2 separate regions of the Homo sapiens genome follow, and region 2 is linked to region 1. The links are chromatin loops, found by intact Hi-C in ENCODE. Cell type or tissue: CD4-positive, alpha-beta T cell. All regions are shown on one strand. Each heading gives the region's core, and the rest is flanking DNA. Links, peaks and the distances in the headings are about the cores only. Region 1 holds the start of LOC102723784 (a long non-coding RNA gene). Region 2 has its middle 130 kb from the start of LINC01307.

What was found. Peaks named below come from ENCODE experiments on the same cell type or tissue, not always from the same donor. Only the 100,000 strongest peaks of a DNase experiment are listed, where the experiment ranks them.
Region 2: a loop joins it to region 1, with 2.2 times the contacts of the local background. A loop is called at or near these places in 3 of 110 quality-filtered maps.

The regions. Positions count from the first base shown.
Region 1 is chr1:101,307,998-101,310,910 of GRCh38, reverse strand. LOC102723784 (a long non-coding RNA gene) reads left to right here and starts at 1,756. Exons shown (of 6, transcript XR_947643.3): 1 at 1,756-1,862; 2 at 2,538-2,644. RefSeq lists a silencer at 1,324-1,618. In CD4-positive, alpha-beta T cell, for the core only: a CTCF peak has its summit at 1,503 (motif pointing left); a DNase peak (open chromatin) is centred at 1,340; H3K4me3 peaks cover 1,975 bases; H3K27ac peaks cover 2,500 bases.
Region 2 is chr1:101,453,397-101,456,309 of GRCh38, reverse strand. No RefSeq gene overlaps it. Among named protein-coding and RNA genes, the nearest start is that of LINC01307, 130 kb to the right of the region's middle. RefSeq lists an enhancer at 2,277-2,913. In CD4-positive, alpha-beta T cell, for the core only: no CTCF peak of the experiment used is centred there; no DNase peak of the experiment used is centred there.

The sequences.
Region 1 (2,913 bases), core at 202-2,701:
AAAAAACTAGATTGTATCACAGTGACAAATCAAGAACAGCTGTGGAGTATCCCTTGCATTTTCTCTATTTTCTTTCTTATTATTCTAAAGTCAAGATAACAACTCTGCAGTTACAAACCATCATTTAAATGTGTATACACTACACACTGGAGACAACCTGGCCCTGAGGAGCAAAACATCATGTGTGTTCATTGCCTTGAATCTGTCACCACAAAACCAAAACCCGTGCTCTCAACGATTTCACTCTTCCTTTTCCTGTCTCTCCTGCACAGTGAAGCCTTTTCCATTTGAATTTCTTGTTTAGAATAAATATATGAGCATCCCAGTGTAAACTGAGAACAGATGTCCCTTGTATATTCTTAAAATTATAAAACATGTCTCTCCTACACCTATAGGCATTTGTTTCCTAGTACAGATCTCCACACAATCCCCTTCCCTGCCCCCCTCCCCTGAGAGAAGGAAATGCTCTGGTCATTTAAAAATGAATGAAGCCTTATTATTTTGAACTACATTTTTTGGAAGATGCAATTTTCTGTTGGGATGAAATCTGCAGAACACGACTGCAGAAAGGTTTCTAGACTGCTCAATAGCACATACACACAGTATAATAAGGCACCTGGTATGCTGATTCTTTTCAGGAGTTAAATATTTCTCTTTCCCTGTAGCTCAAACAAATGCAAAAATCCCCCAAATCGTCCTGTGCCCACTACCCCCAAAACCAGACTTCCTGATGGGGGTGTGACTTGGTGTCAAGATGAATATGCAGTGCTAGAGAGAGAGAAGAGGACCAGTGGGGAGGTTTTGTTTTTCTTACCCCCATTCCCCGCCCCAGTATTCAAGGCTGTACTAAGTTCTGGCCCTCACGGCCTCTTTCGTGCAAAACCCCGCTGTGCAGGGACTGGGGCCGTGAACAGCTCCACAATGAGGGACTCCAGGGAAGCTGGAGGAGAAACGGGGGACACAAGTGCAACACAAGAGATCAAAAGGTGGTCGCCGGCTAAAGGTGACGGGTCCGAATGAGGAAGTGGGTAGGGGGCCTTCCCTGCCCACACGTGGCCGTGACCTCCGCAGAGGGCTGCAGGAAGGAGCTCAATGCGGAACCGCGAAGGCTGCTGCAGCCCTCAGATCTAACGCCTTTGACGCGTTGGAGCTTGTCAGCGATAAAACCTGACGTGTGAAAAAAGAACAAAGGGAAGTCGGAAGGCTAGTGTATATCAAAGGAAAGGGGCTCCACGAAATGCTACAAAGAAATACTTCAGCCCAAAATGTTTTCGCAATTTGAGACGCTGATGCAGCCGCCGCTGCTCCACCTGCAACTCTGAGCGTTGCCTTCTCTTTAACTGCCACTTTGATACCGCAGCCTTTTGAAGTCCTTTTTCCTACATGTATTTGTAATTTATTTCTGCAACAGCTAGAACTTACTGTGGCTGCTGTTTACCCTCTAGTTGGGCTCTACTGCGAGGCAAGGCAAAAGTCAGGTCCGTCGGCGCCCTCTCCTGGTAAAGCTGCGAAGCTGCAGCAAACAGAGCTAAATTGGTATTTTCCCGTTTGCTGCGGCAAATTTTTATTAAAGTGTACCCTATATTTATGATTATTAAACTTTAGTGTTCGCCAGAATCGCCTGCAGGCCTCCTTAAAACAAGATGTCTAAGTCCCCACCCCCACCTCCCCCCCCCCCCCGGATTTCTGATTCACTAGGTCTGGAGTGGAGCACAATACATTTGCATTTCTAGCAAGTTCCCAGGTGATGCTGGTAGAGCACACGCCCAGAACCACCGCCAGGTACACAAGTCACTGGACAAGGTGGGAAGGCATCTTACTCAATCAATGGACCTTATTCTAAAGCGGGAAGGGCACTGAGAGTAAGTAAACTGAAAAAGGTTGCTACTTGCCAGAGTCGTAAGGGATGAAATATGTTTTCTCAGTCGCTGCTCAGGGGTTTGTGGCTGAGGCCCCAAAAACAAAAGACAGACTAAAAAGAGAAAAGCATATGAATTCATTTAAGTTAAAATTTAGGCCAGGCGCAGTAGCTGACACCTATAATCCCAGCACTTTGAGAGGCCAAGGTGGGAGGGTCGCTTGAGCCCAGGAGTTCAAGACCAACTTGGGCATCACAGGGAGACTCCACCTCTACAAAAAATAAAATATAGCCAGCCCTGGTGGTGCGTGCCTGTGGTCCAAGCTATATGCGAGGCTGAGGCAGGAGGATGGTTTGAGCCCAGGAGTCGGGAGGTCAAGGCTGCAGTGAACTGTGTTTGTGCCACTGCACTCCAAGCCTGGGTGGCAGAGCAAGACCTGTCTCCAAACAAATTTTTTAAAAAAGTTTTACCTGACATAGGAGCCTTTGGCAATGTCCCAGAGGAACAGGGAAACCTGTGTGTTTTCATTCTTAGGTTTGATGAAGAGAGTACAGTGCTGTGAAAGTATGATTGGACAAGGGGCTGTGATCTAATGGCAATAAGCCGGAGGGAACTTAGCAAGGCTTGTTTGTTCAGATTCTTCACGGCATTTCTGTGTCTTCTGCTCCTTTCCTCGAGGTATAGGGAGGGTATCTCTCAAATGAGGAGTCTACGACCTGCTTCAGGGGAAGGCCAACAACTTCTTGGATTTTATGACCTGCTTCAGGGGAGAAGGACAAGGGAAGGTGAGAGAGACCTTCCTGCTTCTGCTGTTTCCTCAAATGCCACAGTGTCATATTTTGGGGTATTGTGTTCTGAACCCCCAGCAGTGTCATTCAAGGTCGTAAATGGTGCCACCTCAATGAGCAATCAGGCCTCTTAACCCCAGCCAGTGCACTTTCCATTACGATGTGCTGGGGGCCTCAACCCTGAAATGACATTGATTTAAATAATTCCTGTGACTGCCACCTAGGAGGAAAAACAGGCCTCAGAATGTTGCTGAGACAGTCAAACT
Region 2 (2,913 bases), core at 177-2,676, 150 kb before region 1:
CTAATCTACTATTACACTCATTCACTGTGTTCTTTAATTATTGAAATTAGGTCTAGAATTCATACTGTATATGTGCTATTAGTCTTTAGAATGTACAGTTATCTATCACCATTTTTATACTTGATGCTTACTTCCTGAGTAGTAATCATAGTTGTCTCATAGTCTGTGTCTGATATTTCCAGTACAGGTAGAGTATACCTTATCTTAAATGCTTGGGATAGAAAGTGTTTTCAATTTTTTACTTGTTGTATGTTAAAATATTTGCATATACATAATGAAATATGTTGGGGATTTATTTGTGTTTCTCACATACCTTATACATCTATCCTGAAGGTAATTTTATACAATTTTATTTTATTTTTTTGAGAAAGGGTCACACTCTGTCGCCCAGGCTGGAGTGCAGTGGCATGATTATGGTTCACTGCATCATCAACCTCCTGGACTCAAGCAATCCTCCTGCCTCCCAAGTAGCTAGGACTACAGGTGCGCCCTACCACACCCAGTTAATTTTTGTATATTTTGTAGAGATGGGGTCTCACTATGTTGCCCAGGCTGGCCTCGAACTCCTGGGCTCAAGCAATCTTCCTGCCTCAGCCTCCCAAAGTGCTGGGATTACAGGTGTGAGCCACCTAGACTGAGCAGGACTTATTTTACAGCTTAGCTAGTCACCTCTCCCTTTAGGTTCTAAGGTCACATGGGCTGGATCCACATCTCATAGATCCCTTTGTCCCCCACAGCTGGCACATAATAGGTTTTCAATTCATGTTTGCTAAAGTAATGAATTGGGCATTAGCTAAGTCCTGCAGGGCAATCTCCGGGGGCAAAATGGAAATTGAAAGGACAAGTAAATGAGTGCGTGTGTTATTATGTTACAGTCCTGCTACCTTAGGCCAACCTTAAAAACTTTTGAAAAAGAGAAGAAACTGTATCTGCCACCAGGGGACTCAGCTGTACACCTGTTTTGTTTTGTTCTGCCCTGGCAGGTGTGCAGCTGGGAGCATGAAGCTGTCCGAATTCCTGACACAGAAGGCATCTGAAGGGTTAATGGGTCAAGAACTATAGATGACATAAAATATCCTGCTGGAGATCAGCTGTTGGGAGGTTCTCCTTATAGGAATCGTCTTTAGGAGGAGCAGATGAAGTTTTAGAACAAAGAAGCTTCTTGGAATTATTTTCTCTCCCTCTTTGAGGGATAAAGTGGTCTGTGCTAACTTACTTCTTAACTGAGAAGGGATTCGATTCTTGGATTTTCCTCAACCTCTCAATGAGTGGGAATAGAGATCCTGAAATGTAGTTCATGCCTAATTTAAATATATAAATGATACCAAAATCACATTCCCAGCTAGGAATATTGCAGCCAGGGTAAAAGAGTTGCAGCCATAATCCCACTTTACATGCATTTGAAACTTTCTTGTCCTCAAAACACTTCCTCGGCCAGGTGTGGTGGCTCATGCCTCTAATCCCAGCACTTTGGGAGGCTGAGGGGGGCGGATCACTTGAGGTTAAGAGTCCAAGACCAGCCTGGCCAACATGGTGAAACCCCATCTCTACTAAAAATACAAAATTAACTGGGCATGGTGGGGTAGGCCTGTAATCCCAGCCACTCGGGAGGCTGAGGCAGGAGAATAGCTTGAACCCCAGAGGAGGAAGTTGCAGTGAGCTGAGATCACGCCACTTCACTCCAGCCTGGTCAACAGAGACATTGTCTCAAAAAATAAAAATAATAAAAACACTTCCTCATCCATTATTCAGCTTTAACTCACAACCTCCTCTGACATACTGTTTTACATAAAAGCAAATGGAGACCCAGAGATAGTGAGTTGTTCTCCATCAGACATTCAGCAAATGAGAGCTGAAACTAGAATCTGCATGTTCTTTCTCTTAGTCCAGCGGCACTGTGCAAGGGAGGAAATAAATCAGAAATTATGTGATACCGAGGAAAGGCAATAGAATGCTTCTTGAAAGATGAGGACTTTGAGGTGAGCTTGAGGGAAAGAATATTCACAAATGTCAGAGGAATAAAGCTTGGGTATGCAAGAAATATAACATCACTATCACCAAGACGGAATTTCTATTTTTAGCCCCCATCCCACCAGGTGGCATATACGATTCAATTACAGTTTTCTCCTCCTTTTTCCAAGATTGGTTTAATATAGGGAAGGGGAAGCCTACAGGATGTCAAGGCTGTGGGCTGGGGCAGGAAGTGGGTAGAAAGTTGTTCTCATCTCTCCACACTAGCATCTGCTGAGATGCCTTCTTTCCTGTGACTTCAGGAAGAACACCCCTACATATTCTCTGTTTCTCTTCCCTCCCACCTTCTTCTCTCATTTTGTGTGTCTCCTGAGGACATAGAAAACCTTTGGCTGCTTCCTACATGGTGCAAAAGAACTCAACAAGCCACCATCTCTCCTACTTCTACACTAAGCCTGCAGTACAAGACTGTAAACATGATTAACTTTCCATCTCACCCAGGAAGTAAGGCACAAGCTTTCTCTGCTGTGATCCCCAAACCCATATGGGGATACGTCATTATTCCTTCATCAAGATTCAGCCCCAAGAGGCTGGGAGGAGTGTCGGACCTGTCTCAGAGACACATCGGCAATGTCCTGTGATTCTCTCCTGATTTGTTTTCTCTCTCTCATCCCATAGAATCTTTACCTATCTGAATATCAGAAAACTGCCTCTGATGCACAGCATATTCTTCCAAATCTATCACTTAGGGCCTAAATTCTGCCCACTGCAGGGCTAAGGTCTCTAGCACCCAAGTCCAAATTTTCACAATTCACAAACCAAGAACTTCACTCTTATTCTCAGAGCTGTGCTCTAAAGATCCTCTCTGGAGCTGATGAATGACCTTGAGTAAATGAAAGGAAGTCAAGAGTTCAAGGTAATGTAAAGGGAGATAGAGGCACA